Regions from separate parts of the Homo sapiens genome. Here region 1 is linked to region 2. Evidence: read pairs that join two places in POLR2A ChIA-PET (ENCODE). Cell type or tissue: GM12878. All regions are shown on one strand. Each heading gives the region's core, and the rest is flanking DNA. Links, peaks and the distances in the headings are about the cores only. Region 1 overlaps AFTPH (aftiphilin). Region 2 has its middle 50 kb from the start of SERTAD2.

The links. Peaks named below come from ENCODE experiments on the same cell type or tissue, not always from the same donor. Only the 100,000 strongest peaks of a DNase experiment are listed, where the experiment ranks them.
Region 1: POLR2A ChIA-PET joins it to region 2 with 5 read pairs; 3 of 35 experiments call an interaction of 5 or more read pairs at or near these places.

What each region holds. Positions count from the first base shown.
Region 1 is chr2:64,587,487-64,604,041 of GRCh38, reverse strand. AFTPH (aftiphilin) reads right to left here. Exons shown (of 10, transcript NM_203437.4): 10 at 11,037-12,154. The coding sequence ends at 12,007. It overlaps LOC105374773 (a long non-coding RNA gene), which reads left to right. Exons shown (of 7, transcript XR_007086343.1): 3 at 1,416-1,517. Among named protein-coding and RNA genes, the nearest start is that of LINC02579, 12 kb to the left of the region's middle. In GM12878, for the core only: a CTCF peak has its summit at 8,429; no DNase peak of the experiment used is centred there; H3K27ac peaks cover 845 bases.
Region 2 is chr2:64,695,272-64,711,826 of GRCh38, reverse strand. No RefSeq gene overlaps it. Among named protein-coding and RNA genes, the nearest start is that of SERTAD2, 50 kb to the right of the region's middle. RefSeq lists enhancers at 11,731-11,790, 12,868-12,937. In GM12878, for the core only: no CTCF peak of the experiment used is centred there; no DNase peak of the experiment used is centred there; H3K4me3 peaks cover 241 bases; H3K27ac peaks cover 2,115 bases.

The sequences.
Region 1 (16,555 bases), core at 4,854-12,853, 110 kb after region 2:
GGAAGGGTTGAAAAACTAACTGTTGCATACTGTGTTCACCAGCTGGGTGGCAGGATCATTTATACCCCAAACCTCAGCATTATACAATATGCCCAGGTAACAAGTCTGTACATGTACCCCCTGAATCTAAAATAAAAGTTGAAATTATAAAGAAAAAGAAAAAGATGGGAGAACTGTTCTAGATGAAAAGAAACATACAACCAAATGAGATGTATTTTCCTTGAGCAACCCCTGGTTTGAACAGGCAAACCAGAAAAGACATTTTAGGGACATTTGGAGGAATTCAAATATAGACTTCATTTCAAATGGGAGTCAGAAATTATGTTTAACTGTCTTAGGTGTGATAACAGTGGTGAGGTTAGATATGGAAAATCATCCCTTTATTTTGGATATGGTGTTGGTGTGTGTGGGTGACATGGGAGAATGTCCATAATTTATTCTAAAAAATTTCAGTAAAATAAACAAGTAAATAAAATCTAAGATATTTGAAGTTAGGGATGGCTCGAGGGAGGAAGATGAGATACCCTAAAGGACACCACTCACCTTCCTGGGCTTGGCCAGGTACCAGATGCTTGACAAACCCAAGGGTGAACACTCTCTGTGAGTTTGGGATGGAACACACAAGCACCTGGCACATAGTACGTGCTTATTAGAAGTTGAATGAATGGATGGATGGATAGTCTTTGTTGGGATTTACTTCCCAGGATGGGCCCTGGCTGATCACTCCCTTTGCACGTGTTCACATCCCACCCATCTTGCAGGCCACCGCAAGACAATTAAAAACATGGGCCCATCATAAGACAATTAAAAATGTGGACAGGTTGCCAAGGGTCACCTTTTATGGACATGCCTATGAGATCCCTCTGAGGTCTCTTTGGGTGATTCTGGGCCACATGGCCGTCTCCCCAAACTGAGCCCCTTCCCAGCCTCCTGACAGGGCTTACTTCTGTAGCCTCATCATTAAGTCAAGAGTAGGTTGCTCATAATCATTTGATAGTGAACAGCTGACCTGACGGTCCCTAATTAGTTCATTGAATCAGGTGCTGCATATTAAATACCCTAATGCCCTAAAAAGCTCCCAACCCAGGCAGTATACAATGTAGATACTCACTAAGATCTTGGTGCCCTAAACAATAACTAACATTTATTGAGCACTGACTATTTCCAAGCATTATGCTAAGTGGTTGTCGATGTTGCAGTCATACCCTATGGAGATTCATGTGCTAAGGGTTTAGTGCTCTGGTCTGAATGTTTGTGTCTCCCTCAAAATTTATATGTTGAAACCAAATCCCCAATGTGGTGGTGTTAAGAGTTGGGGCACCTGGGAGGTGTTAGGCCACGAGGGCAGAGCCCTTGTGAGTGGGATTAGTGCTCCTATAAAAGGGGCCTGGGCGCTTACTTATCTCTCCCTCCAGGTGAGGACGCTGTAGGAAGTCATCTGCGAAGCGGAGAGTGCACCTTTACCAGACGCGGAGTCTGCTGGCGCCTTGATCTCGGACTTTGCAGCTTCCAGAACCGTAAGCAACACATTTCTGTTGTTTATAAATCATCCAGTCTAATGTATTTTGTTATAGCAGTCCAAACAGACGAAGACAATGAGTTATCTCTAACTCCCCTAAGCAGGCTGTTTTGGTATTTTTTACTTTAATTCCTAGCCACATTTTACATACTGGTCTATGGTCTCACAACAGAAGTGGCGGTGCCCTCATTTGAACTCTGGTTGCCACTTTTCTGCCTCTTTTCCAGGAGTGATGCACAGGCCACCTCTTCTGTGACCTCGAGGGCTCAGGATTCCTCATGTCCTGAGGCTGGTGCGTTTGAGGACGTATGGCCTAGGCAAGCCATGAGCTGGCAGGGCCCCAGAGCTGCCTCATGCATAAAACACAGTTCCAGTTATGAGTTTTGTTTTCTACCAAGCCCCGTGTTGAAACAATTATCTAAAATCGCGCATGCCCTTTCTTTCATGATCCTTCAGAAGCACACCACAAGACCATGAAAACTCAGGCAGATTGACAGGTGTGTCGCTTTACGGATGTGCCTGGAAGGACCCTCTCCCCAGAGGTCAGCCCTGCGGAGGTGTATACTGTGGTGGCAGCCACTCCTCTTCAGCAGGGAAAACCATCATGTCTTCAAGCACCTTTGGGTTTCTTGTCAGTCAGTGGGGAAAGGGATTCCCAGCAGGTCCCCAGGAGCATTTGCAGCTCGGACCCATCACCTTTTCTTCTCTTTGCTCTTCTGTTAGTGCTGGGTTGCCGTCCATTTCCCTGTCAGTGGAGGCTGATATTAGATAAATACCGGCTGTCACCGGTGGGCTCGGCCCAGGTTTTCTACCCCTGACTACATCCTTTCAACAGGTGTCTGGTGACACAGAGCCCATGTGGTCCTGTCTGCCTCACAGATGTTAGGTTCCAGCCAAAAAAAAAAAAAAAAACAAACAAAAACCACAACCCTAGGGTGGAAAAGAAGTGTCCAGATTTTACTGAAAATGAGGCTTTCTAGGGCTGCTGACTAAGGCGTTTTCTTTCCAAACATCTGAAACAGCAAACAGATTGTAAATTAAGAGGGAGTTACAAGATAGTAGCTGAAGGGAAGCAATACCTGCCTGTCTTCTGGGTTGTAGCTGTTGCTGCATGGCCAGGACAGCAGTGGCCAGGAAAGGTGATTAAATAGGGTGGGGGAGAAGGGATCACCGTGGAACAGGGGTGCCGAGACAGATATTAGGTTAACGGGAAGTGAGTTCAGGCCTCTTCTTTGAGCCAAGGGAGAACATTTTATCTGACAAGAGCTTGAACTGACCCGTGCCATTCTCTGATTCCCACCCAGATCAAAGTTCAGACTCCCAAGGCAACTCAGCAGAAATAAAGTGAAATAAATTGCAACCCCACTCCCCTGATGCTTCCTAGGACTAAAGTGTTCTATGAGGAGTTGGACAGTCCTTAGGCAAGACTTCTCTCCTCCCACTGAGTAAAAATACTGATTTTGGTAACATGTCTCCATTTAGCTGAGGGTCTCTTTTAAGCTGTGGCTTAAATTTATTTATTTTAAAAAATTGTTGGCTGAGCACAGTGGCTCATGCCTGTAATCCCAGCACTCTGGGAGGCTGAGGCGGGCGGATAACCTGAGATCAGGGGTTCAAGGCCAACCTGGCCAACATGGTGAAACTCCATCTCTACTAAAAAATATAAAAATTAGCTGGATGTGATGGTGCACACCTGTAGTCCCACCTACTTGGGAGGCTGAGGCAGGAGAGTCGTTTGAACCTGGGAGGTGGATGTTGCAGTAAGCCAAGATCACACCACTGCACTCTAGCCTGGGCAACAGAGCAAGACTCCACCTAAAAAAAATTATTTTTATAGAGACAGGGTCTCACTATGTTGCCCAGGCTGGTCTTGAGCTCCTGGCCTTCAGCCATCTTCCTGCATCAGCCTCCCAAAGTGCTGGGATTACAGGTGTGAGCCACCGTGCCCAGGCTATGTGACTTGAACTTATAACAGAAGGAGAGCCCCCAGTGTGGCTTGCTTTGGCAGTAATCCTGCTGGGTTTGGGGGTCCTTGGGCCATGTTGGGAAGCCTGGTCCCAGAGCTACAAAGTCAGAAGCAACTCCACCTACCCTCCCTGCACCACCTCCAGCCCAAACTTGGAAGTCTTGCTTTGGATAACAGAGAAAAATAAAAGGTTGGGGGTGGGGTGCGGTGAGGCTGACAGTGGGTGGGGCAGGTTTCCTTAGGCAGCATGCCTTCAGGTGCTCCTGTGGTATCACACTCGGCAACTGAGAGGCATCTTTACTGATTTCCTCCAACCATCCACTCAGGGCACCCTAGGAGGAATGGTCAGGATGGGTCCTAGGTTCAGGGGTCTCTCCTACAGAGCTGTGTACATACTTTTCAACTAGGGGCTTCCTGGTGCTGTGGGCTGTAGAGCTGTACCCCAGGAGTAGGATCACCCCATATCCAGTTCTTACCTGCTGGTTACACAAGGCAGGGATTGAGGCAAAAGCCAACAGAAACAGATAGCATTTGGCAGAATGAAAACCGAAGGGTTTGGGGGGTTGCTTCAGAGCTTGGAGAACTGAGTCAGTGAGTGATAGAATATGATATTTTGGGGGAAAATTTGGACATTGCTTGAGGTGAGGGTCACAATGTTTGCAGGCAGAAGCAAAGCACAGATTCAGGAAGGGTCCCCGTACATTCCCCTGAGGGGCTCATGCATAAACTGGCTTAGGAAGCAAACAAAATGAAAGTCAGCCCATGCACCAGGCACTGTGCCAGAGGACAGAGGACAAACATGAGCCAGATCCAGTCCCTGCTCTCAAGGAGCTCATGGCCTGAGGGAGAGAGACAAGTAAATCCATCATCAGGAAGCAAGGTGAGAGGTGACATAACAGCCCTCATCCCACTGAGGCTGATGCTCTGTGGCTGTGTTCAGGCTCTGTGATCCTTCAGATCTGGGCTCAAGACTTTTCTGCTTCCTGGCTCTATGACCTTGGGGGAAGTGACATCATGTCCCGTCTTGGTTTCCTTATCAGGAGATGAGTTCAGGTACCTTTTAGGGTTACCGTGAGCATTAAGAGAGAATGTGTGTGAGGCCCAGTACTTGGCACTCAGCAGAGCTCTTAATAAATGTGAAGTAGTTTTATGATGAGCATTACATGATCACAGAGATTTGCCAAGCAATCGCAGAGGCTGGAGAGCCAGCTCTGTCTGTGGAGGTGGCCCAGAAAGGCTCCCTGAGGAAATGAGGCTGGCTGGCTGGTGAGAAAGGCTTTTCCTAAGAGACGATGAGCGTGGGCCAGCCCTCAGTGGGCATTTGGTAACTAGCAAGGAGCTGGTAGGCCAGGTGGGAGCCTCCATGCAGAGAGGACGATCCCAGTGCTGTGGAACCTGCCAAGGAGCTGACTGTCCAGAGAGTAAGGGGGTACCATGAAGGATGCTCAACAGGAAAAGAGCATTCCATTGGCATAGTGGAAGGTTAAATTGGAGGTGGGACGGGCAGAGGAAGGTCAGTGTGAGGCTGTTACAATAATCATGTAAAGATGATGAAGGCTTGAAGAGAGAGGCAATGGATACTTAGGAGGTGTCACTGACAGGATTTCAGGCCAATAGGATGAGGGGTAAGGAAGGGGAGCAGGCTGAGAGTGAACCTGAAGTGTGGCAAATGGAGCAAGGGTGATCCTAAGGCCAGGGGCATGGTGGGGTCGGGTGGAGGGCTGGAAGGCTGTGAGCACAAGCCTTTGTGGTACACATGTTTAATTGCAGGAGTGTCTTGGGGACATCTAGGTGGGGACGGCCATAGGGTTGTCAGAATAGTGGTGCAGGGCTGAGCACAGTGGCTCACGCCTGTAATCCCAGCACTTTGGGAGGCCAATGAGGGCGGATCACTTGAGGCCAGGAGTTTGACACCAGCCTGGCTAACATGGTGAAACCCCATCTCAACCAAAAGTACAAAAATTAGCTGGGCTTGGTAGCACACAGCTGTAGTCCCAGCTACTTGGGAGGCTGACACAGGAGAATTGCTTGAACCCTGGAGGCGGAGGTTGCAGTGAGTCAAGACTGTGCCACTCAACTCCAGCCTGGGCGACAGAGTGAGAGACTGTCTCAAAAAATAAATAAATAAATAAATAAATAAATAAATAAAAAAGGGGGTGGCGCACAGAGCTCAGGGGAGAGGAAAGATGACGATCTCCACTGAGATCATCATTAGCTGTTTTGATCAAGGATTCTGTAGCGGAAACACTGGGTAGGAGATGACAGCAGCCCCTCTTCTAAGGTAGACACAGCGCAGATCACAAAAGATCTCCTTATTTTCCCTCCTTGACCCTTTTGGTCTTCGTGACCCTCCCTAGTCCCTGACCTTCAGGGGAGGGATGGTGAGGCAGGAGAGGAGCATGAGCTCTGGTCAAAAGGAGAGCTGGGAGTGAGCAAGCGAAAGGCTTTGAAGTCACAGTTGACAACAACAGTGACCAGTATTTTGTTCCCTAAATCCTGGTTTTTGAAAACTGAAGGAAGGGAGCAGTTTTTGAAAGAGGTAAATTTAAAATAATAACATTATGTAAAGTGATATGCAGTATTCTCACAGATGGTCCAGGCTGAAAAGATAACTGAAATGATAGATAATTGAAACAAAGCAGATTCCTTAAGGGCAACTTTAAGAAGACAACCATATCCTCCTCCTATCAGCCTCCTATCTGCATCATCAATGACAGAAGACTGATCTGGATGAATGAAGATAAAAAGTTGTTTACTGAGGGCTTTCTATATGCCAGTGATGATATGGATCATCCTCACTTAATCTCCCATCCTGAGTAGATGTCATTTGATCTTCTACTTGTTTTATCATCCTTATGCTTCTTTTGGAGAACTAGTCAGATTTTTTTTTTTTTTTTTTAAAGATGGAATCTCAGCCAGGCACGGTAGCTCACACCTGTAATCCCAGCACTTAGGGAGGCCGAGGCAGGCGGATCATGAGTCAGGAGTTCAAGACCAGCCTGACCACAATGGTGAAACCCTGTCGCTACTAAAAATACAAAAATTAGCTGGGGGTGGTGGCACGCACCTGTAACCCCAGCTACTCTGGAGGCTGAGGCAAGAGAATTGCTTGAACCCAGGAGGTGGAGGTTGCAGTGAACCAAGATCTTGCCGCTGCACTCCAGCCTGGGCAACAGAGTGAGACTCCGTCTCAAAAAAAAAAAAAAAAAAGGAGTCTCACTGTGTTGCTCAGGCTGGTCTCGAACTCCTGGGCTCCAGTGATCCTCCTGCCTCGGCCTTCTGAGTAACCAGGACTACAGGTGTGTGCCACCATGCTGGGCATCACAGAAATGTTCAAGCTGCGTGAGGTTTTGGGGAGCATCTGTAGAAATGCTCAGGATGGCCCATGAGATGCCACAGGTGTAACATGATTGGATTTGGCAAGGCTTCACCTGTTTTTATGACTGGTGGGCAAGATGAAGAAATGTGGGCATCACTGGGTTGAGAAGCCGCACCCAGGGTCTTCCTGGCACACTGGATGTTTTACTGGTCAACATTTTGTGTGAGTGATTTGGATTATGAAGGATGTTTATCAATCTGTGGATGACAGAGCAGAGGAAGGAGGGCAAGTCTGTGTGTTGATGGTACAATGAAGATTTGATGGGATGAACGGGCTGAAACAATGGTCTAAAGCTGACAAAAAATCCTGAAAAAGGATCGATATAAAACCGTGCTTTTAGGCTCAAAAAACTCAGTGACACCAGGAGATGAGAGATGAGAGAAAAAAAATCTGGTTTGACGGCAGTTAGGGGTAAAAGGCTGTTCACACACTGAGCTAAAGAGGCAATATTGTTGCCATAAACGGTAATGCAATTTTAGGCTACATTAAAAGTAGGGTCTGAAATAAACCTGAGCCCCATGCCAGTGAAGAGATGGCCTCTGGCTCTGTCAGGGGAGCACATTTTAAGAGGAACTTTGGCAAACTGGACAATGTCCAGAAAAGAATAATGTGTGTGAGAAAGGCCTGGAAACCATGTCATCACGGGAGGTTTGGTAGGAGGAGGAGCATGGTAGTGATCTTCAGATATTCATGGAAGAGTCTAGGTTCATCCCTGCAGCTTGAGAGAAGGTAACTTGAACCAATGAGCAACCGGTTATGAGAAACCAGGTTTCCGCTCAAGGTCCTAGCAATCTGTGCTGCCAGCCAAGCGTGTGTGTGTGTGTGTGTGTGTGTGTGTGTGTGTGTGTACGTGTGCATTGGAGGTGGGCAAGGAGACTTCCTGGTGAAGTCCTGAGCCCACTCAGTGTCCCTGCAAATGTTCAGGCAAAAGGTGGCCAGCCAGCTATTCAGACGGGGGTTGGGGGTGGGGTGGGGATGCAGGAGGGTATAAACAAAAAAGCCAAGAGTAAGGGAAACTGGGTTCAGGTCCTGCCCCTGGTTATAGATATGTAATGATGTGCCAGTCAGTTTTCTTATTTAGGCTTCCATTTCTTCAGCTATGAGTATTGAGTCATCTTTGGTTTTCAACTTTTGGTAGCAATGGAACGTTTTTATTACATGAAATCTTCTGCAATCACCTTTCCCCTCCCTAAATATATAAGCCCAGTGTGTTATTATTGGACACACCCTGACTGTAGGTGCCAAGGCCTCCTGGCACTGCTGCGGGGCTCCTGGGAGTAGTTGGAAAGCACTGGACCAGCTGATCTTCCAGCCCTAAAATTCTATTCTTTAAGGTTTTCTCCTACCTTAGTTTTTGATTCTATAGACTCCAATCCCTCATTTTATGAAGTACCTGGTGCTTAAAAAAGGGATTTATCGAAGATCTTACAGCTGGTTAGTGACAGGGCTGTATTTAACACACAACTCCCACTCCAATTCAGTGTTCATCTCATCAGGCTGCCCCTACTTCCACCCGGGACTTGTCTTAGCACTTGTTCCTCCATGGTCCCAGGAAATCCTGTACTGCCCTCTATAGATCCTTTCCCTTTTGGAAAAGCATCAAGAAGGCAATAAATCTAGCCTGAGGCATTGCAGCCTGAGAAAATGATCTTGGAATTCATTTCTCTATGCATTAGTTTATCTCAAGGAAGTATGTTTATGAGCTGAGAAATAAAAAATAGGTGTGGCTCAGACTACTGGTTGCCCTATATGATCTCTTCTTCCTTACAACTAGGTTCCCCATCTTTTAGATGGCCACCCAGAATAGAGGTATTTCCCAGCCTCTGTTGCTGCTAGATAGGAACCTGCAATGAAGTTCTGGCCAATAGATTATAACTGGAAATACTGTGTATGCCCTAATGAAAGTATCCTTAATGGGAAGGAGAATCCCTTCTTCACTCTTTCTACCCTGATGGCTGGAATATAGGCATGGAAGGCCATAACCTTAACGGCCACCTTGGACCAGAGGGTAGAAACCATGTGTTGAGAATGATGGAACAAGCTAGTAAGGACTTCAGAAGGTGATCATATGAAGCCCCTTACCAGCCCCAGACTGTTTTCTTCCAGCATTTTACAGGAGGGAAATAAAATTCCACTGTTTAAGCCACCATTACCATTTTCATCTACTCTGTCATTGGTTGTAAGGTAGCATTACTTAGTACGTCGCTAAGAAAAAGAAACTGCTGCCAACTAAAGACAACCCATCCAATTGTATGACACATTCCAATTTCAGAGAAGTTAAAATGTGACAAAAGGATGAGTCTTACTACATGAAATGCAGTATTTTGGGTTTTTGTTACTCACAGCCAAGCCTAATCCTAACTGATTCAATAAACATGAAGGAATGAAAAGATGACAAATTCTACATAAAGAACACAATCATGAAGAGGGAAGAACAAGCTTCTCTATTAAAAAAAAAAAAAAAGACGACTCATAAAAATAGTACTGATGTGACTCAACTTAGGAAAGTTTTCTCCCATGCTTCCCAGTCTGGCTTGGATTAACCTGGGGAATTATGTCTGGCTCTCGGGACTTGGGCATCCAGTGGGATGAAGCTGCGGGATGAATGAGCTGGTTTTAAGACATAGAGGACCCAAAGCTGTTTGCTGAACCCCAGTGTAGGCTTTGGCCTTTTGCGGCTCCTACTACTTAGTTTCTTCCCCTCTTAACTCTGCAGGAACTTCCTGGTTGACTTTAAGACAGATGTGCAGCTGCTGATGACCAAGACAAGCTTGTAAGCGACAGGCTGCCCCTTAGCTGAGATCCCAAGAAGGTGCTCAAAGCTCTTCCTGCCAGCCACTGCTATTGTATAGTTTAAATCTGGTCTGGCACAAAGCTGACCATCTTTTGGTCTTCAGTACTGAAGCATTAACTTTAAGTTATGATGATCCAATATTAATGTACCTGTTATGAAATCATCAAAGACCAATACAACAACAAAAGGAAAGTCTGGCTTATCTAAAAGTGGTTATAAGATGAAATATCTGAGTCATTAAAATAAGCCACTTTCATAACGAAGGCCCACTTAATTTTAAAATGCCAAGTGACTCTATTATTATTTAGTGACCCTTTCTCCTGTGTCTGCTTCTTGAACCTACTGGGACTCCAGGAGCTTTCACGGAGTTCCCTGATGCTATGCTCTGGCTACCGCTCACTGACTGTTTACTCATGTGACAAATGTCTTATTAAATACATCCATTATTTAATACATCAACCTCATGAGGTAGGATCACTCCCATTTTTATGGATAATTCAGGCTCAGAGAAGTTGATTAATTTTCTCTTGGTAACACAGTTAACATGTGGGCTGTGAACTTAGGTTGGTGAAACTTGCCATTATAATTTAGTTGTAATGTACTATAGAAGTAGCCCTTTATGTTTCAATTACTGAAACATGAAAAATTCTGCTAAGGAATTTTCCGAGTCATCTTTTTCCACCCAAAAGGTTTGCTGGACACTAAAAACTTGTGATTATTTTGAAAGAAAGTTTCTCTGAAAAAGACCAAACTTTTTTTTTTTTTTAATAGTTAGGGAAATGGTGGGATATGGACTGGATAGGCATCTTGTCACTCCGTCACTCCAGGCCATACTTACATTACACTCAGGCAAGCGTTCCAATGGCCAGTGTAATCCCCTGGCAACACAGGAATCTGCCAATGACAGAGGTGCAGGAGTTCCACTGGCACATTCCCAGAGTGGATGAGGCCGACTGTCAGCTGACTGCCTGTTCCTGATGCAATGTCATGTGACTTTTTGCTGAAGCAATATCTAATATTCTAAAATTTTTAGACTTTTTCTGCCTACCTTCATTTCACGCTTATATATTCTTGGAAAGAAAAAAAATCCCTACAAATCCCTATTTAACCTTGCCAATACTCTGATGAAGACACATTATAATGAATCATGGGAATTTCTTTACTGATCTCATGTTCTATATAAAAACAAACAGCTCAGCTACTAAAAGTGCTGATCCAATTCTTATAGGCCAGATTCTAATTCTTCCTGGCTTCAACAAAGTAGAAGCCCTACCAAAGATTTTCTCTGGATTGAAATATGTTAATATTCAACAAAACTTCTCATTCAAACTCATTACATTTTTCCTCACATACCAAAGTACAAAGACACCAGGCTAAATTTCTTTTAAATTATTTTATTTTTGTATAAGCTAAAAGGAAATTTACACACTGAAATTTCAAAAGACCTTGGGCATGCACATTAACCTTGTTAGAGGTTCTTCTACATGTCTCTCTTTTTTCCATAGGAATTTCCCCAAACATTTAAAACCCATAGTTTTCACTGTATATACAGCCTAAACCATAGCAATCTATGATTATGTCATTTTACACTGTGCAAAATCCTCAAAAAATAGTGGTACAATAGAACAAAAAAATCAGTAACAAGTAAATTCCATTGTAAGACATTCATATAATTTGGTCCTTCTCTGAATCATACTGATTTTAAACAGACACAATCTCTTTAAACCCCTCCAATCAAGTTCTGACAATGATCCATACCCTATAACAAAAGAGCAATTAAGTACCTTGCAAAAGGTCAAACAGCAATACGCCAGATTGAAAAGATTAAAAAAGCCCCAAAATGTTAACAAAAGCCAGATCTGAAACCCATCATACACAAAATTAAAAAAAAATTAAATGGGGGACTTTGGAGCTTATTTATGATAGCAAAAGTAATTTGACATGTAATATGAAAAATCAAGAGGACAGTCAATGCAATCTGAAAAGACTGAAGGGGATTTCACAGACAGTGAAGATTTGAGTTTTTTTTTTATTTCAAAAGTTTTGTAAGAAGGACACCACCAGTGTATTTCACAAAGACATAAATGTATACACCCCAGCAACACAAAAAGAATAAATCTTCAAAAATGTTTACCCCCGATTATTTACATTTTTCTAATATAAATTTAGGACTTCAGTATGTAAATAAATATACATTACTATGTATACCTTTCTAGTGCGGCTTACCAACAAATCAGCTGAACTTGAATTTTTTTTTTTTTTTTTTTTAATTAGAGCAGGTATGCTTTTGATGGTAGGGAAGGGATGGAAAAAAGGAAAAGCAATAGAAACTGTCCAATTCACATCAGTTATCCGTCTGCTTTTTCTTGAGAGCTTGTGGAAGGTGTTAACGTGGCTGGGAACATCAACACCTTGGCATGCATGAATGTTAAGTCAGGAAGGCCAGCGATCACCTTGATAGCTTCTTCACTTAGGTGCTCTTCTCTTTTCGGTTTCCTACTGACAAATGAAAAAAAGACAAGTGTGTTAATGTGACTTTGCTGTAGGTAAAATGGGAGACAATCCACTCTCAAGGTAGACAGTTAGCAATCTGTGGGGACTTGAGTATTTTTTCCTCTGCTAGTTCCTGAATCTTGTAATACTTTTGTGCAGTATGCTTCCTGTGCCAAATGCCAAATCTCATGAAGAGTGACGTGCGGCCTATTTATGTTCATTAAAGCTAGGCATGCACACACAGATACTCACATGCACACCTAGACAGCTCGTGTACTTTCTAGCCTTTACATTAGGCTAGAAGCATCTACCCAGGCATAATTTTAAAATGTTACTAAACAGAAATATAAATCTGAAGCCTTAGTAACACTCCACCTAACTGGGTTTTTCCCTGCCCCTCCACCCGCTAAAACTACCTCAGCCTGAAACAAAGTGTGCCCAGGGAAAGACTAAGTCATTTTAACCTCAGGCTCTCTTTATCCCCAGTGGGGAATTCCAGGAGAGAAAGCTCTCAGCTCAGAAGACCCAGTCTCAGCCTGTTGGGATACAGACAGCAGGTCCAAAAGCAGCAGCACTAGGGCTGGTTGCTGGTGTTATTATGCACGTACACAGGCAGGACGGAACTCTGGGTGAGGGAAATCTCAAATCCTATGGGTCCTGTAGATGAAGTAGATTTTGCTGCACTGGCCCCCGATATGGGAAATTAGCAGTTTGGTGCCTAACACAGACAAGAAAATGCCTGGTGACCCAGGTCTACTCAGCAGGTGAGCCACAGAAAATGCCAAATGAGCCTCAAATTGGGCACATGATTGCAATTCAAACTTTTTCTGGGATATTAAATATATTAAAGGAGTAGTTATACATATTATTCGCTTTAGACCAAAAATCATTTCAAGTTGTTCATTATAAAAAGCCTAATAATTCTCTTTTATGGTAAAGGATAGCTGGTATTCTTAGATGTGACACAAGGTATTTCTTTGACCTAAATGTTTCCTTTTTCCTTGGATGGGGTGCAGGAAGCCAGGAGGTAAAGCAAGAAAGGAAGGATAGCTACAGGCTTTTTTATTCCTAGGACTTTTCTGTTACCACTTTGAATCCAGACTGAAATAAAAAGATTTTATAGAATGAATGAAAAATCCAACGACTTTTAGGACTAAAGTTTTTCAAAAGGGAAAAAGCATCAGGCATATAGCAGATGAACCAAATACTGCATTCAGTACTAGGTTCTTAGAAGAATGGAATAGCAATCCAACATTTTTTTCTGATGAAAATCTACATTTTTAATTGCACTTAAATAGTGGCAAAACTATTATGTGGACGTTTGATGGGGAACTGGATATCTGCATCATTCCAAAGTAAAACCAGATACATGACAAGTGAAAACCTGGAACTGTATAATGGAAAAGGTCAGTTTCTCACCAATCGTCAATCTCAGCACCACTAACAATGGAGTCAACCAGATGTATGGATCTTCTGATGTGATATAACACCTAGGATGCATTCTAGCCAAAATATTTACCCTGAATTCAGCAAGCCTTTAGATATAATTTCCAATTTACAGGAAAATAGGGAGATAGAGAACACAGCAAATATTACTTGAAGGAAGCAAACAGACAAATCCAGAGCTTTTAGGACATTCTGTAGGACACCTATACTAATCTTTATATAAGCTACTGTTAATAAGAAAACAGAAGGAATGAGGAGATATGCTAGGTTAAAAGGGACTTAAGAGCCCCAACAGCCAGGTACAATAGTCTTCAATTGAATACTGGTTTGTACAAAGCTGAGAAAGGATAGTTGGAGAAATCTGAATATAGCCTAAGTAGATGAAATGAAAACTCACTGAAATGGACAGAGATCACTGACTAAGACTAGGTCAATTTTAGAGGTCAATTCACTATGACCTCTAAAATCTCATTTTTGGTGGAAACCCCCCCCCCCCCCCCATATATGTATTTGCATAGGAAAAGATCTGAAAGAATTACACTAAGGAATTATAGTGATCCTGAATGGTAAGAATGTGATACTTTCATTTTTAATTTTTTTTGGTCCGGATTTCCTAACTTTCTAAAAATATACTTTACTACTTCTATAATGATAAATGGTTATTTAAAACAACAGTGAATAAATGCGCACCTAAATGGACTTTCCCATTTGTGGAGTGCAGTTTGGGTGTAGGAACAGACAGCAAAAAATAAGTTTTTACCTAAGAAACAGTTGGTAAAGATTATTCTAGGGTTTTAAACAATTGCCTTATTTCAGAGGCAATATGAAATTATATTTTAAAATAAAAAGTTTACACAGTTCATAGTTTGTGCATTTATCTGTGGTCATTGTGCATGGGTGTGAGCTAGTCTTCTTAGAATATGGGAAGAAGCAAACACTTAAGGAGAATTTGAAAATAAAAAGTTATATCATGATCATTTCTCAAAGGCAGTGACCTAATTTTGATCTATTCCTCTCTAGTGAAGATTTATCCTTTTTATCAATGGAATATAATTGAGAATATAATTGAGAGTCCAGGAAAAAAACATGATCAATTGTTTTTTAATTTTTGTTTTTGACAAATGTGCCAAAACCTTTCAGTGGGGGAAATCATTTCAACAGTTTTCAGACAACTGGATATCCACCTGCACAAGAATGAATGTGGACTCCTACCTCATACCATATACAGAAATTAATTCAAAATGGATTAAAGACCTAAATGTAAGAGTTGAAATTATAAAACTCTTAGGAGAAAATCTAGGTATAAATCTTTGTGACCATGAATTGGGCAATGATTTCTTAGATATGATACCTAAATCACAAGAAAAATTAGATCTTATCAAAATTAAAAGCTTTTGTGTGTCAAAGAATACTATCAAGATAATGAAAAGACAACCTGCAGAATTGGAAAAGATATCTTCAAATCATTTCTCTGATAAAGGCTTAGTATCCAGAATATACTTAAAAATCTTACAACCTAACAATAAAAAGACAAATTATCCAATTAAAATATAGGCAAATGGCTGGGCACAGTGGCTCATGCCTGTAATCTCAATACTTTGGGAGGCTGAGGAGGGAGATCGCTTGAGCTCAAGAGTTCAAGACCGGCCTGGGGCAACATACTGAGACCTTGTCTCTACTAAAACAAAAACAAAAAAGGCAAAGGATCTGAACAGATATTTCTCCACAGAAGATATACAAATAGTCGATAAACACATGAAAAGATGCTCAACATGATTAGCTATCAGGGAAATGCAAACAAAAATGTCAATGAGATATCACTTCAAACCCACTGGGATGGCTATAACCAAAAAGACCAATAACAAGTGTTGGTAAGAATGTGGAGAACTTGGAATGTATATTACTGGTGGGAATGTAAAATGGTGCCATCACTTTGGAAAAGTTTGGCAGTTCCCCAAAGAAGTTAGAGTTCCTATAAGACCCAGAAATTCCACTCCTAACAGAGTTGGAAACATCTGTCCACACAAAAACGTATACACAAGTGTTCACAGCAGCAACACTACTCATAATAGTCAAAAAGTGAAAACAACCCAATTATCAACTGATTAATGGAAAAGCAAAATGTGCTATTTCCAATGAAATATTATGCAGCCAAAAAACAAATACGGATACATACTACAACATGAATGAACTTGAGAACAGAATGCTAAGCAAAACCGAGACACAAAAGGCTGCAGACTATAGAATTCCATCTATATGAAATAACCAGAAAAGACAAATCTGTAGAGACAGAAAGCAGATTAGTAGTTGCCAGGGCCTGGGGAACGAGAGGGATAAGGAGTGACTGCTAATGGGTACAGGGTTTCTTTTTGGGGTGATAAAAATGTTTTGGAATTAGATAGTGATGATGGTTGCACAACCTTGTGAATATACTAAAAACCAGTGAATTGAACACCTGAATGAATTATAAATTTTTATCTCAATAAAAAGGCCTAAAAAAGAATAAAATTTCTTTGACCTGCATAAACTTCAGTTACAGGTCTATGGCTACTAACTAGCTGTCACTAATTAGTAGTGATTTAGAATAGGAAGTAATTTTCCTCCATATTAGGAAAGTTAGGCAAGAAGATGGAACTATTTTAAAACTAAGAACTTGCACTTCTTTAAAAAACTCAAAGTGAGAAGTCACTTTCACAACTTGTGTTCCAAAAGAGAAGAGCACATATAAATTCCCTGAGACACTCAAAGGCACTTAGTAAAGAGTACTGGATATTGTTTGGTCCATGTCAAATTTCTTCTACCTTGACCACTGTTTAACTCCTTCTTACCCTATAGTCTATCAAAATGCCTTTTCACTTTATCTTCTGCTTATTGGCAATAGCCAAGAAGATTTTGCTGAGCTTTATTTTTTGCAGTTTACTTTATTCAAGAGAAAAATGAAAGAAAACCTAAAAATAA
Region 2 (16,555 bases), core at 3,150-11,149:
ATATCTTAATTTTCTTTTATTTTGTGATTTACAAATATTGTTCTTTGACTTATTTAACAAATAATGGAAATGAATGAAAAGGAGATTTTGTATACATTGCTAGCTACCAACAATAGGCATTTATTACTAATGCGTTTCTTAGGACCTAGACAGCTTTTTGTCTGGGATCCATTAAAAAGCCTGTCTTAGCAGTAAGAGTGACTAAAAGAAAATTAGCTCAACAGGGAATTTTGAGGAGGTTCCCACTGTCAACGGCAGGCGCTGGCCTTCACTCTGCCATTTGAGTCCTGCTACTGAAAACAAAGCTGGCTTTGGGCTGCGCACTACTGTATGTGGTATTTGATTCTATATGCCTTGGTTTTCCACATACCTTGCCAAATTGGTTTCCTGACCATGACCTTGTAGTTCAGCATTTCCTCTTCCCTCCACCCGTTTCCTGCCTTTACGTTTGATCGTCAGAATCTTTTTTTCACATGAATCCCATGGTAGTAATGTAGTAGTCATATCTAAAGTCAGGAGACCCCACCCTTGGTCTCCTGAAATTCTTTTGGAAAAGTACACTTTACATGTCTGTACTCCATAACTGTAATATGAAACCACCACACAATATAAAAATGTATTTTCTGTCTTTTTTTTTTATTTTAATTTTTGAGACAGAATATCGCTGTGTGTCCCAGGCCAGAATGCAGTGGCGTGATGTTGGCCCACTGCAAGCTCCATCTACCAGGTTCAAGCGAGTCTCCTGCCTCAGCCTCCTGGGTAGCTGGGATTACAGGCTCCCGCCACCATGCCTGGCTAAGTTTTATATTTTTAGCAGAGAAGGGGTTTTGCCATGTTGGCCAGGCTGGTCTCAAACTCCTAACCTTAGGTGATCCTCCTGCCTCAACTTCTCAAAGTGCTGGGATTACAGGTGTGAGCCACTGCGCCTGGCCTCTATTTTTAATAGAAGATTTTAGAATAGAGAAACATTTTTTCTTCATTAATCCTGGCATGACATTGCCTTAAGGAGTATTTTCACCTCTTACCTGTATGCGTGTGACTCCTACATCTTGTCCAGCCCACACCTCTCCCCTCTGCTTCAGTTCTCTATTTCTGTATACTTTCATGACATCTTCAGCTAAATATAATATTGTCATTTTAACCCAGTCTTTCTTAAATGGACTTCATTATTTTGCCTACAAACCTGCTTCAACTGTTGTCTTCTTCTTTCCTGTGGAACCAAATACTCTTTCAGTCTCCTGGAGTACTGATAAAACAGTAAGGTGGCCAGATACAAAGTAACTATACAGAAGTCAACACCTCTCCGGTACGTCACCAGTGATGAATTTAAAGAAATAAAACTCCAATCACCATAGCAATTAAAATTATAAAATACCCAAGAAAAAAATTAATAATTCTGTAAGACACATATTGCAAAAAATATTTATTGAAGAATTAAATTCATGGAGAAACATATTCCTAGAAGAGAAAATGTTAGTTTTCCCTGAAGGGATCTGTAGATTCAGTGTAATTCCAACCAAAAGTCCCAGTGGAATTTTAATTTGATAAACTTAGTCTGAGGTTCCTCATAATTTGAATGAAGAAGATTGAGAGGAATAGTCCTACCAGGTATAAAAGTATATCTTAAATTTAAACATTATGGCATTAGCACAAGAAGAGACAAACAGATCACTGAAACAGAATAGAATCCAGGAAAAAAAAAAGGACTTAGAACGAAATTTTTTTCTTTTTTTTTCTCTTTTTCTTCTTATAAACCCTGCTCTAGAAAGAACCAAATTTAACATATGATAAATACAGCATTTAAAATCAGAGGGAGGCTGGGTGCCGTGGCTCACGCTTATAATCCCAGCACTTTGGGAGGCCGAGGCAGGTGGGTTACCTGAGGTCAGGAGTTCGAGACCAGCCTGACCAACATGGTGAAAACCCATCTCTACTAAAAATACAAAATTAGCCAGGTGTGGTGGCGCATGCCTGTAATCCCAGCTACTCAGGAGGCTGAGGCAGGAGAATTGCTTGAACCTGGGAGGTGGAGGTTGCAGTGAGCCGAGATCGTGGCATTGCAATCCAACCTAGGCAACAAGAGCAAAACTCCGTCTCAAAAAAATTAAATAAAATAAAGTAAAATAAAACAAAATAATAAAATAAAATCAGAGCGAACAGGAGGGACAGTTGAGTAAATTGGAGAGGACAAAAAGAATATTGCAAAGGCCTTCGGGTGAGAGAGCATATGTGGTGCATCTCTTGGACCAAGAAATTCCTGGGATCTGAGAGCAGGAGTAGGGGCAGTGGAGAGAGAGGATGTTAAAGAGCAGGCAAGGCTAACACCGTATGTGTTCTTCCGAAGAGTTTGGACTTTTATTAAGTGTCTTATTCATCCCCAGCAGCTGAGTGACATGATCAGATCCACATTTGTAGAGGGATTGCGCTGGCTAGCTGGAGTTCTGTTCCAGTGAAATTCAAGCAAGAGAGCATCTCCGCCTGAACTGAAATGAAGCAGTTGGGGTGGTTGGGGTGGAATGGGCAGACCTTGGTGCTTGCAATGTGGTGGGCTTGGAAAGAGGAGGAGAGAAGGATTGTGCCCCAGTTTCTGAGTTGGGAGACTGGATGGATGATGATGATGACTTTCAGTGAGAGAGAAATTGGACCAGGTTTCAGGAGAGGCATGGAGAAGAGAATGAGTTCTGTTTTGGACATGTTGAATTTAAAATACCCATAAGACATCTCAGAAGAGAAGTAGAGTTAGGCATTTGACGTTGTAAATCTGAATGTCATCAAAGATCTGGCTGGAGATAAACTTAAGAGGCATCAGGACATAGCTCACAGTTGACATCATGGGAGCAGATGAGAGTGTACAGGAAGAGCATATAAGCGAACAAGTGAGGACAGCATCGTGAGGAATACCTGAGGGAGAGGGGCCTCCAAAAGAGACTGAGAAGGGGAAAAAGTGGATGGAGACAGCTTGTTAGGAATTTTCACTGCAAAGAAAAGAAAGATGGTGGTATTTAGGAGAATATGTGGAGTTGAACAGTTTTCTGAGTTTCTTTTTTGAAAATGGGGAAGGACATCGACATGTTTAGATATTGATGGGAAGGATCCAGAAGAGAGAAGGGAAATAATTGATAGATCCTGATCTCCAGTGAGGCTGAAAACAAAAGCCCCAGATGGGTTGGGTGCAGAGAAAGTGCATGTGTAGGTGACTGCATTGGGTTGGGATCAAGTTAAGAGAGGCTAATGGCTTCTATTTTCTCTGTGAAGTAGGAGCAGAGTTTTCTGCTGCAAACAAAGCAGCAGAATGAGGAGAATGAGGAGTCTGAGGAAAATGCAGAAAGTTTGAAATAGCTACTGTGGAAAAGGGAGAGAGAGGCAATTAACACAGTACGATAATTTTGGACATATGGAATTTGAATTCCAGAGAGATAACATCTATGTGAGGTGAGGGTTTGGAGCTGAGGCTTGAGTTTAAGATTAGATATGGAGATTTGGGACTGTTAGAAAATTTAAGTTAATGGTTGAATAGAAAATGAACAATTGGCAGGGCAAAGGGAATCAGAGAAAGAAACTCCAGATAAGGAGCAACAGTAGGAGAAAGCTGAAGGGGAACAGCAGGAGAAATAGAAATACCCGGCAAATATGATATCATGGCAACCAAGATAAGGTCATTATCCTTAGCAAACTAACACAGGAACAGAAAACCAAATACTGCATGTTCTCACTTATAAGTGGGAGCTAAATAATGAGAAGACATGAACAGAAAGAGGAGAACAGGAGACACTGGGGCCTACTTAAGGGAGGATGTTGGGAGGAGAGAAAGGTTCAAGTAGAAGGGGTGAGTTAATGAGTGGGGTCACTTTTGTAAAGTAGTGATTCTTGACCTTGGCTCATGTTGGAATCACTTGGGGATCTTTAAGCAAATACCCATGCCTCTGCCAATCCAAGACCAATTAAATTGGAATCTGTGGGTGGGGCCCTGGCATCACTATTTTTCTTTGTACTGCAAACTTCTTTTTAAAAAATATTTTAACTTTTATTTTAGGTTCAGGGGTACATGTGCAGGTTTGTAATATAGGTAAACTTGTGACTTGGGGGCTTAGTATACATGTTATTTCATCACTCCAGTACTAAGCATAGTACCCAATAGGTTTTTATTTTTTTCTGAACCTCTTCTCCTCCAAACCTGCTCCCTCAAGTAGGCCCCAGTGTCTCTTGTTCTCCTATTTCTGTCCATGTCTTCTCATTATTTAGTTCCCACTTATAAGTGAGAACATGCAGTATTTGGTTTTCTGTTCCTGTGTTCGTTTGCTAAGGATAATGACCTCCATGGAACTGGAGGCCATTTTTTTTAATGACTGCATGGTATTTCTTTTTTATGGCTGCATGGTATTCCATCATGTATATATAGCACATTTTCTTTATCCAGTCTACTGTGCATGGGCATTTAGTTTGATTTCATTTCTTTGATATTGTGGATAGTGCTGCAGTGAGCATACGCATGCATGTGTCTTTATGGTAAAATGATTTATATTCCTTTGGGTATATACCCATTAGTGGGATTGCTGGGTCAAATGGTAGTTCTGTTTTTAGTTCTTTGAGGAATCTCCACACTGCTTTCCACAATGACTGAACTAATTTACACTCCCACCAGCAGTGTATAAGCATTCCCCTTTCTCTGTAACCTCACCAGCATCTGCTTTTTCGTTTGTTTTTACTTTTTTATAATAGCCATTCTGACTGGTGTGAGATGATATCTCATCGTGGTTTTGATTTGCATTTCTCTAATGACTAGTGATATTGAGCATTTTTTCATATGCTTGTTGGAACATGTATGTCTTTTGAAAAGTGTCTGTTCATGTTATTTGCCCACTTTTTAATGGGTTTTTTTTTTGCTTGTACGTTCCCTTAAGTTCCTTGTAGATTCTGGGTATCAGACCTTTGTCAGATGTATCATTTGCAAATATTATCTCCCATTCTGTAGGTTGCTTCTACTCTGTTGATAGTTTATTTTGCTGTGCAGGAGTTCTTTAGTTTAATTAGGTCCCATTTATTGACTTTTGCTTTCATTGCAATTGCTTTTGGCATTTTCATCATGAATTCTTTGCCAGTTCCTATGTCCAAAATGGTATATCCCAAGTTATCTTCCAGGGCTTTTATAGTTTCAGGTGTTACATATAGGTCTTTAATCCATCTTGAGTTGATTTTTTTGTACTACAAACTTGTAATTCGTAGCCAGGGTTGAGAATCCCTGCCAGAAAGAGCGGGGGGGGTGGAGAGAGAGAGAGAGAGAGAGAGAGAGTCCCCGATGAAGACCAAGGAGTGATTGGATCTGGCAAGCAGGACATCAGTGGCTTTTGAGGGAGCAGTTTCAGTAAAGTGATGAGACTAGATTCCAATTTATAGCAGGAAGGGCTGGATAAGGATACAGGGTTTTGTGGTCAATGTAAAGTACATGGAGAGAATTGATGCTGCATGGCCCCGATGTTATGAGGTAATATTGTTAACTGCTACGAGTTGGATCTTTTTGAGCTGTGGAACTTTCTGAGACTTGTGGAGAGTGGGGAAGCACTGAAGAGATGCTCTTAGGAATATAAGAAGAGTCTGCAAGGCCACAGTGATGGCCTGGAAGAGTATGAATTGCATTCTGTAATTATGTGGCCCCTATTACCGACTGTTAATGATGTAACACATACAGTGCTGATGCATGTAGTGGAGTTGCTTCTAAGGCCTGAGACAGATTTTGAAGTTAGCATGTAAGGCAAAAATGGCATTGGTCAAAATTGTTCTTATAAATCTCTTAGGAAGGTGCAAGTGGGGACTGCCTTTCCATCTCCACAGGGAGCCAGCTCTCCCTGGAAGCAGCAGAATATTCTTCACTTGAGCACCAGGTGAAATAGTTGACTTGTATACAGCTAATGTTATATGAAAAAATGTGACTCTTTACACCAAAGCCATGCTCAGTTTAATTAAATACTCTCATTAAGAAGAAGTACTTGGGTCATTAATGAGGGATATTTAAGTACGGAAATTAACTGAGGGTACAAAAGAATTAGTTCCCCGTCTCTCTGCTTGTAGGTATGTGATGAATAAAATGAGGAATTGTGTACACTAAGTTGTAATTTTCAGTTTTCTTTTTCTTTTTAAATATCCTATGATCAGTTGACAATCAGTTTTCATTTTTAATTGAGCACATATAATTGAATTTGAGTAAATTAAATGCATGATGATGCAGCTCGCATCACTGCATTTTTTATTTCTCACTTGCCCAAAATTGAGAGAGTATAACATAGTCATTAAGAGGATGGGCCCTGGCTCAGACCACCTGGGTTTCAATCATGTCAACATCACTCACAATATGTGTAACTTTGGTTATGTTACTTAATCTCACTTTTCCTCCAATTTTTCATCTATCAAGTCAGCATGAAAATAGTAGCTACCTCATCTGTTTGTTGTGAGGACCAAGTAAGTTAATACAGGTAAAACACTCAATACTGTCAGAAATTATTATTGTTGTAGTAATGGTGTATGCTGATGCATAAGTGTGATTTGATGTTAGGCTACAACTTATATCACAAGGTCAGGCTTTTACTGGAGCTTAGGCTGTGGCCCAGTATATTATCTTGCCTTTCAAATCAAGGGCCAGATGAAAGAGCTGCTGACAAAGCTCAGATGTTTTACTGCAAAAAGCTGTGGGCGGGGAGGCTTATTTATGACTTTAAAAAAATTGAGCCTGCCCAAAGTGGGGGGTCTCTTTCAAAACTCAGAAAAAAACAAATACACCAATCAAGACACAAAATCATGGTCTTTGGACTAAGATAAATTGTAAATACATTGGGATGTAGTAGATTCTTAGTTAATTAAAGCTTTTTAGATTGTTTCTACCAAAACCTGTGGTGCTCTGTGTGTTAAAGGCAGACTCTTTTGGTGATGTGATATGATAAATTCACCAGATTTTAGGTCTCATGATTTTTTGCAAAGAGAGAGAGAGAGAGACATTTATTTCAAAAGAGCATCCCTATTGAAAAGGGACAATTAAATGAAGTCTAATGATGTGTTAATCATCATTAAAGTTAAAGGATGGTGGCCAGGTGCGGTGGCTTATGCCTGTAATCCCAGCACTTTGGGAGGCCGAGGCAGGTGGATCACTTGAGGTCAGCAGTTCCAGACCAGCCTGGCCAACATGGTAAAACCCCGTCTCTACTAAAAATACAAAAATTAGCCAGGTGTGGTGGTGTGCACCTGTAGTCCCAGCTGCTTGGAAGGCTGAGGCATGAGAATCATTTGAACCTGGGAGACGGAGGTTGCAGTGAGCTGAGATCACACCACTGCATTCCAGCCTGGGCAACAGAGTGAGACGTGGTCTAAAAAAAAAAAAAAAAAAATGGTGAAAATGTAATGGTGAAGTGGGGGGAAAAAAGAAGCTTCATTTTGATAGTGTGGGGGGAAAACAATACATCTAAGATAGGTCAGTTTTGAGTACGAAGCTTTTCATGTTTGGATTTTGCAATAGTCCCATTCAAATTTTTAGTAATAACTGGCATAAGCTTCCCATTACCACTTCTTTGAAGTATACCTGTCATGTTTGTAAAGATTTCTTTTTCAGAATGAAGCTGGCAGCCACGATAAACATGTTCACATTTAGAAATTGTCTATTTGAAAAAGAATTACTACAGTTTTGGTTCAGAAAATAATTAAATTAAGCTTCTTAGTGCTTTGAGACTATGGTACTGTGTAAACTTAGGAATAACATTTAGTTACCACTGAGCTTAATAGTGCCTTGAAGAATTAAAGTTCATTATTCACTACTTTTTTAAAAAGTCAGAACCATGATGAGTTGAATAATAGATGTCTTAAAAGTTAAATTTAGTTTGGTTAGTTCTATGGCTATCCCATAGCATTAGAGTATTAGAATAATTTATGCCTCATAATCATACAGTAGCTAATATTTATTGAGCATTTTTTTTGCCAGAAAAGATTCTAAGGGTTTTACATATATTAACTTATTTAATTATTACACCTCTGTGAAGCAGGTCTTGTTGTTACCCCTTTTTTATAGATGAAGAAACTGAGGCATAGAGAGGTTAAGTCACTTGCCAAAGACTTCATAGCTAGTATACAGCAGCGCCAAGATTTGTATTCATATCAGCCACTGCCAGGGCCTTAACCACCAGGCTAGACTGCCTGTACTTGAATACATAAATTCTGAGTTAGAGTTTAACATCCTTGAATTCTCATATATCTTAATTTTTAAAGAAGTAGGGCAAATTTACAAAATTAACTTGGGTTTATTGTACTAGTTATGCTACCCTGTAGAGAGGTTTCTGTTTCAAAGGTAGAATTCTTGAGAATTTAAATACTTCAGAATATTATGGGCCATTGAAACAAGACTTTGAGATGTGCTGGTTGTACTATTTAGTGTAGTAGACTGACAGGTTGTGTTACATTACCTCTTCTTGTTATCAATCTTGCCTTTGATAATACATGCCAAGTATTTTACTTACTACTCTTCAAATTGATTCTATGTCTGAGGATTTGGGGATAAGCAGTGGGTATGTTTGAGTTTGTAGCAAAGAAGAGATACTGGGTGGTTTTGGACAAAATAATTCCCTTGCGTTTTGGATGCTTTCTCAAGTAGTTTTTCTGACTGGTCAAAATTGACACAACAACCATCTGAACAAGTCTTTATGGCCTTCATTTGTTCCCTCATAGTTCCTCATATACCTTTGCTTTTTGTGCAAATTCAGAAGAGCATTATTTACAAGATACCATTATTTGAGCGGTAGCAAGTTCAGGGATGGGGAAGGTTCCGAAGAGCATCGTTCATTTATTCCGAAGATAAAACAAATTATTTCCTCAGGATGCTTCAGTTGGTTGCTGGTCTAGCCTAGGCCTTTCCCTTAGGTCTTATATCTCTAGAATGAAAAGAGAGGGGAGTTATTCCTATTAGGTCAATTTTATAAATTTTTAGGCTTACATTGCCATATGAAAAGATTAAAATTCTCTTATGTCTTAACCGACTCCAGAGTAAATTTAATTCCTTTGGAAATTATACTGATTTTATGTATGTGCATGTGTGTGGTTTGCATTATGATTTTGTGTGATTATAAAGATACGTTTGTGCAAGAGATTCAAACCATAAAGGCATAACCCCCCTCCCGCAAGCCCTCCACCCAGAATCAACTGGCATCATTTTAATGAATGAGCTTCTAGACCCCACCCTCCCCCAGGGTATATATATATAGAGAGAGAGATAGATAACTTTATATAAATAAAATCATACTATAGATGCTGTTTTGCTTTCTGTTACTTTGAGTCATGGGGATCTTTCCATGTCAGTATAGACTGTCTTTTTAAATGGCAGCATAGTATTCCAATGTGAATGTATAATAATTTATTCAACAAACCAGTATTTCCAGGCATCTGTCTTGTTTTTCATTGTACTCTTGTAGGCATTGTGCTGCTGGGAACATCATTTAAACCTAACATTTTCTCACATTTTTTTCATTTTTCTCCATGGGGTACATTTGTAGGTATGGGCTTGCTGAGTCTAGCAGAACGTACATTACAATATTTTATGATGTTGCCAGTTTGTCCCCCAACGTCTGATTGTTATGTAGTCAGATGTATCTTTCTAGGCAGGCTTTCTCCACCCTAAAATTATAAAAGTGTTCACTCATTGGAGTAGCCAGGGTTCTTGGTTGTAAAAACAGAAACTGGGCCGGGCGCGGTGGCTCACGCTTGTAATCCCAGCACTTTCGGAGGCCAAGGCGGGCGGATCACGAGGTCAGGAGATCGAGTCCATCTGGCTAACACGGTGCAACCCCGTCTCTACTAAAAATACAAAAAAAATTAGCCGGGCACGGTGGCGGGTGCCTGTAGTCCCAGCTACTCGGGAGGCTGAGGCAGGAGAATGGCGTGAATCCGGGAGGCGGAGCTTGCATGAGCCGAGATAGCGCCACTGCACTTCGGCCTGGGCAAAAGAGGAGCGAGACTCCGTCTCAAAAAACAAACAAACAAACAAACAAACAAAAACAGAAACTGATTGTGGTCTATTTAAAAAAACAAAAACAAAAATGGTATCCGGTGCTCCTAGCATTGGCAGGAAGACTAGAAATAAGGTGTTAAGGGAGCTGGGTGCCCTGCATCACAGTAAGGCCACATAGCAGGGATAGGCTGGTGAGACCAACCTTCCCCATCCCTGAACTTGCTGCCGCTCAAATAATATCAGGAATATGTTGTTTTCCCACTTTTCTTCATTGGTTTCCCCTGTAGTGTCTTCATTCTTACATGCATTGTTCCCATGTGGTAGTAAAGACAGCAAGAATCCATAGTCTTACCATTTTAGCATCCCAGAAAGAAAGAAGGCACTTCCCAATATTTTGTGTGGAAATCTTGGTGTGGAATCTCATTGGCCTGTCTTGGGATATGTATGCACCTGTGAACCAACCACTGTGGCAAAGGGGATGAAATGCACTGACTGGCCAGGCCTAGGCCATGTGCCCATCCCTGGTGCCGAGAATTAAGTCATCCAGACTGAGAAAAAAGGGAGAGGTGGTTCTCAAAGAAAAGAATGGTGAGGTTGTGAAAGAAGGGGAATAGATGCAACAAGAGAAATAAATATCCCCTGTGATTATGGTATATATTTTTAATATTTGACTGTATTCTTTTAGGGGAACAAAGTGCCATTTTACAATTTATCATTTCAGAAAATTAAACTTTTTATAAAATCTGTTCTTCATTGTACATGGGATTATTAAAATACCAGTAAGGATTTATTAAAATACCAATAAGGAAAGTAAGCTTCATTCTTTATTTTTCAATCAATTATCTTGAATTAAAGAAGGCTGTGGGGCCGGCTGCGGTGGCTCAAGCCTGTAATCCCAGCACTTTGGGAGGCCGAGGTGAGAGAATCACCTGAGATCAGGAGTTCGAGACCAGCCTGGCTGACATAGTGAAACCCCGTCTTTACTAAAAAATATAAAAATTAACCGGGCATGGTGGCCGGTGCCTGTAATCCCAGCTACTCGAGAGGCTGAGGCAGGAGAATCACTTGAACCCGGGAGGCAGAGGTTGCAGTGAGCTGAGATCACGCCATTGCACTCCAGCCTGGGGGATGAGAGAGACTTCGTCTCGAAAGAAAGAAAGAAAGAAAGAAAGAGAGAGAGAGAGAGAGAGAGAGGGAGAGAGAGAGAGAGAGAGAGAGAGAGAGAAAGAAAGAAAGAAAAGCAAGAAAGCTCTAAAGATGAGTAAAGATTTGCTTATTTTTCATTGTATACGTGGAATATGGATTCTTAAATATGCAGGATTCACACATGGTGAGGGTATACATTTTACTAAAGGACTGTATATTAGTGAAATTTGATATAGTATTCTAGACATGTCTAGAGGGATACATAACAGGCATACACTAGGAAAGCCAAAACTAAAACTAAAAAAAAAAAAAAAAAACCTCAATCACATGGCATAAAAAGTCATTGCTGTGTTTTACAAGACAGTCCTGTAGTCATTCAAAACTGTTTCCCCATTTGAGTCACTAGTTACTCAATATATTTTCTCCCATGAATGTCTGTAATATGTATTTTAGCAAACAGAAGAGTATCAAGAAACAATGTAGTGTAGTGAAACAAACATGGGTTTTGAAGTTAGACAAACTTGGGTTTCAATCTGATGTTTGTTTGTTTTTTTGATATGAGATGAGATCTGTATTAGTCCATTCTCAACGCTGCTGATAAAGACATACCTGAGACTGGGTAATTTATAAAGGAAAGAGGCTTAATTGACTCACAGTTCAGCATGGCTGAGGAGGCCTCAGGAAACTTACAATTATGGCGGACGGGATGCAAACTCGTCCTTCTTCACATGGTGGCAGCAAGGAGAAGTGCGAGCAAAGTGGGAAAAACCCCTTATAAAACCATCAGATCTTGTGAGGACTCACTTCGCTATCATGAGAACAGCATGGGGGGACTGCCTCCATCATCTAGTCACCTCCTACGAGGTCCCTCCCCCAGTGCATGGGGATTACAATTTGGATTACAATTCAAGATGAGATTTGTGTGGGGACCCAGAGCGAGACCTTGTCAGGATCTTACTGTGTTGCCTCTCTGGGCTCAAGCGATCCTGGTACTTCAGCCTCCTGAGCAGTTGGAATTTCAGGGGCACACCACTGTGCCTGGCTTCCAGTCTGATCTTAAAGGATATGACCTTGCATATGTCTCCCCATCTGAAACCTACCTCATGAGTTTAAGGATCAAATGATGTTTTTACGTAACAGTAGTAACTATTACCATTATTATAATAATTTGGAGTTATTACTTGAGGGAAAAGTAACATTTTTAAAGAAAATCGGTTGTTCCAATTAGCATATTCAGAGACGGTTGTATGTGTAGGGGAATTATGATACATTTCCAAATGTGTACTGGGATTTTTTTTTTAATATCTGCAGTTTTGGTATAGCTGTGGTAAGTAAGCCTTTGGGGTGAAAAGGTTGATTTACTAGAGATAGGCTGTGATGTGCCAGCTAGTATTACTCTACAGTGTTCAAGGATCTGTGAGAAGCAATACTTCCTGTACATTTTCAGGAGTAGAAAGGAGCAGTGGTGGCCCAAAGTGCCTGGCCGCTGCACAGTGGTCATGCCCCCTAAAAATTGAATGAGTCTGTAGAGTGAGCCCAATCTAGCCCAGGAGTGTTTGAACTCTGGGTCACACTTTAATTTGATTAACACTTTCACTTATTAATGGTCTTGATTTGTCTTGGCACTTTGCAATTAAATGGTCTATACAAAGACTTTCTCCTTTGGACACAGCGTATATTTGTCGTCTAACTACAGAGTTTAGCATCAAATAATTTTATGACAGACCACATTTGGCATGCCTAGTTATTCAGGGAATTTTCAAAGAACCATAGAGGGACTTTTTAGTCACACATCCTCTCTGTTCTTAGTCATCTACTCCTTTTATGGTAGTCATTAGCCAGTATCTCTCAACCTCTTCTACAATGTTTAACAGTTAGTGTACACTCTCTGTAGCACTGGTTTTTTTTGAGCTCTGTGTACTTAATAATGAGACAGTCAGCATATACTTGTGAAAACATAAACTAAATGTTGGTATATTCTCCGCATGGTTTCTTTTTATAGAACCACAGTTGTTAACACACATTAACTACTTCAAAATCACTAATTAAAACATTTTCTCATCTGTATTTTGGGAGTATTATCTTTTCTCCCCTCCAGTTGTACCACTTAAGTATCATTGGTTACATTCAGAATTAAGGGACAAGAGAAATGAAAGACAGTGTGATTTAGAAGTTTTCCTTTAATGCATAGGAAAACAGACGTTTTCATATTCTAGGTAATCAGAAGTACCTTCTACATTTAACTACTTGACCCTAATGACCTGGTCAAATTCCAGTGTTGCACAATTGCATTGTACCTTCCCTAATACCCAGTGAATTTAATTGTTTGGCTACAAACTATTCCCCTTAACTTTTTAGAACCATTTTGTAGGCTGTGCTCTTATAAAGATATATCAAAAGCCGCACTTGTCACCTTTTCTAAAAATGCAAGTCATTTTCACCCCCTCTCCTTCTAATCCTTCTACTTTCTCCCCATATTTATAAACACATTTCCCAAAAAATATTCAATCTTCTTTTTCATGGATCCAAAAGACATTGGACATATGGCTTGAACACAACACTGGGGTAATAATTAATTAAGGTAAGAAAGCAAGGATTTTGGAAAGTGTGGGTTGATGAGTCAGATAATGGTAGGATTTTTCTCCTGATCTCTGGTAAGGTATTACAAAGTTCTCTCCTAATTGTCTTGCAGGCCCCTGACAGCATATCCTGAATTAAACTTGTTCTGTTTTCCCAGCTTACCCTTCTAAATTCTCTATTTCCTGTCACGGCATCTCTCTCCATCCCTTAATCATCTAAACTGGAATCCCAGCTCTCTATTTCACACCCCATATCCAATCCCCTCGGCCCTTAGGGGAGAGCGGGCAATAGATCCTGGCTGCGCTGGTCACCTGTGGGCTCCAGCAGCAAACAGGTGGGTTCATTTCCTGCAGTATGCTGTACAAATGTTTTATTTTTGTATGCCCTGATGTGAAAAGGTTTGGAAAGTATTCAGGATAGAATTTACACTCGTATGAAGGCTGTGCCAGAAATGACCCCAACTGACTTCTGCTTCATCCTCTCCCTCTCTCCTCAAGTACATTTTATGTTATAACCTCATCAAAAAAAGTCTCAGTATCCTAAATACACACACTTTGCCATTTTATTTCCCCATCCTTAATTACATCATTTTGTGGTTGCTTCTCCCTGTTTCTGCATGGTGAAATTTTATTCCTCCTTTAAGCGTAACCCAAATGTTATCTCTTCCTTGGCCTTAGTAGGGAGAATTAATGGTGTTTTCTTTTGTGATTCCAGAGCTTATGCTTTTAACCATTATGCTATGGTGAGCCAGTAAATCTCTATTTCTCTGGAATTAGGCTACCTGGGTTTAGATCCCAGCTATATAGCAGCTGAATGACTTTGGGTAATTGTGTAAACCTTCAAGTACTCAGTTTTGTTATTTGTAACCTGGATATAACAGTAGTCTCTAACTGTGTCACTAGGATTAAGTGACAGAGAATGTTATTTAGTGCACAGTAAATGTTTTCTTACAATGATTATCTGAATATTTATCAAATATTTGGAAAAAAAAAATCTTCTTGTTGTGTGTCCTGTACTGGGTTGTAACCTCCTTGAGGGAAGGGGCTGTATCTTATTCCTGTATCTTATTCATTTTTGTCCAATATTTATGATAGTGCTTGGCACTATTATTAGTATTAGCATTAAGCATTCTATAGATCTTCCTCTCCACCAGGAAGTATCTCCTTCAAATACCCTCACAACAACTCTATGAGGGAGATACTGTTTCGTCCATTTAACTAAGGCATAGAAAGGTTAAGTACTTTGTCTAAGGCCACAAGCTAGTAAGAATTTGGACCCCAGGCAGCCTGGAACAAATTCCAAGCTATTAATCACCACACTAGGCTACCTCCTAGTAGGTACTTAGTAAATCTCCATTGGAACAAATAGATGAATGAGATTCAGATAAACAGGCAGGTGGGATGGAGTGCTAGGAAATGGTCCTATTGAAAAAGATGTGGGTAAGAAGTGAGGAAAAAATTATCAAGAGCTAGACTAAGTGAGTAAGAGGAAACATTGATAATAGTACTATAGTAACACCAGGGGGTAATCAGTATTAGTGTCCTTTGCAGATACATAAAACTTTATTTTCTGAGTTGGAAAGCTTCTGGATTGCAAAAAGTAGCTTTATGCCTCAAATGAGCTCAGTTTATATCCCAATTAAAATATATTACAATGAGAATTTATTTTTCCACCGTGATAGAGTTACTGGCACTGGTCCTCCCTCCTATTTCAAGTAACAAGAAAACTGGACACAATGTATGAAAGAACTGTTTCCAACACTGGACAACAGGCAGTGCAGACAGGGATCTCTAAGAGAGGGGAACAGAGTCAGTCTTGGGATCACCACAGGTTTCTGAGTGCAGGCACTATGCATCCACCATGTAGCAGAGCTGAGGGAGGAGAGAGATTGGAGGTCAGTGAAGCTGAAAAGACTGGGACTTGTGAGGCAAAGTGCCAGAGAGGAGGGAGCTATGCAGAAAAAGAACTTCACACATCTGCATAGGATCCCTTGAGTTTGTTGCCAGATACTCAGCTATGCATGCCTACAGTTAAACTCCCCATGGCCAGATGTGTTGGTGGTTCCCAGATCACCCTCTGTTTGATGACTTTCTAGGAGGACCCACAGGGCTCAGGATGTACTCCTGGCTAAGATTTGCTACAGTGAAAGGCTACAAAGCAAAAAAACAACAAAGGGAAAAGATGCATGAGATGAAGTTTGGAGGAAGCCAGGCACAACAAGCTTCGAAGAGTCCTCTTCTGGTGGAGCCACACAGGATGCACCTAATTTCCTTAGCAATGAGTTGTGACAACACATGTGAAATGTTGTCTACCAGGAAAGCTCATTAGAGACTCAGTGCCAGGATTTTTATTAGGGGTAGTCACATTCTGCCTGCCACATACCAAAATTCCAGACTTTCACAAAGAAATCAGGTGTTCAGCACAAACCATATTGTTTACACAAATAATTTAGGCACTGTGAGCCACTCTTAACAGGGTGTTCAGAATGATCCTAAAATCCAAGTTCCCAGGTGTTAGCTAGGGGCCAACCTTGTAAGCAGGGCTTTCAAAAGGCAGCATTTGCATCTGCTATGTTAACTTTTTAATACGCTTTGGGCAGAGAACTGTAAGAGATCCCAGAGGACATTTGACAATTTCTGGAGACATTTCTGTTGTCGTAACTGGGAGGTCCACAGACATACATTGGATAGAAGCCAGGAATGCTGCTAAATGCTATGCAGTCCACAGAACAGCCCCCATCCCCTCAACCAAAAATTATGTGGCCCAAAATGTCAGTAGTGTCAAGGTGGAGAAACTCTCGTCTAGACCTACCCTAACAGAATTTAACAACAAGCCTGGAAGGGATCAAGTTGA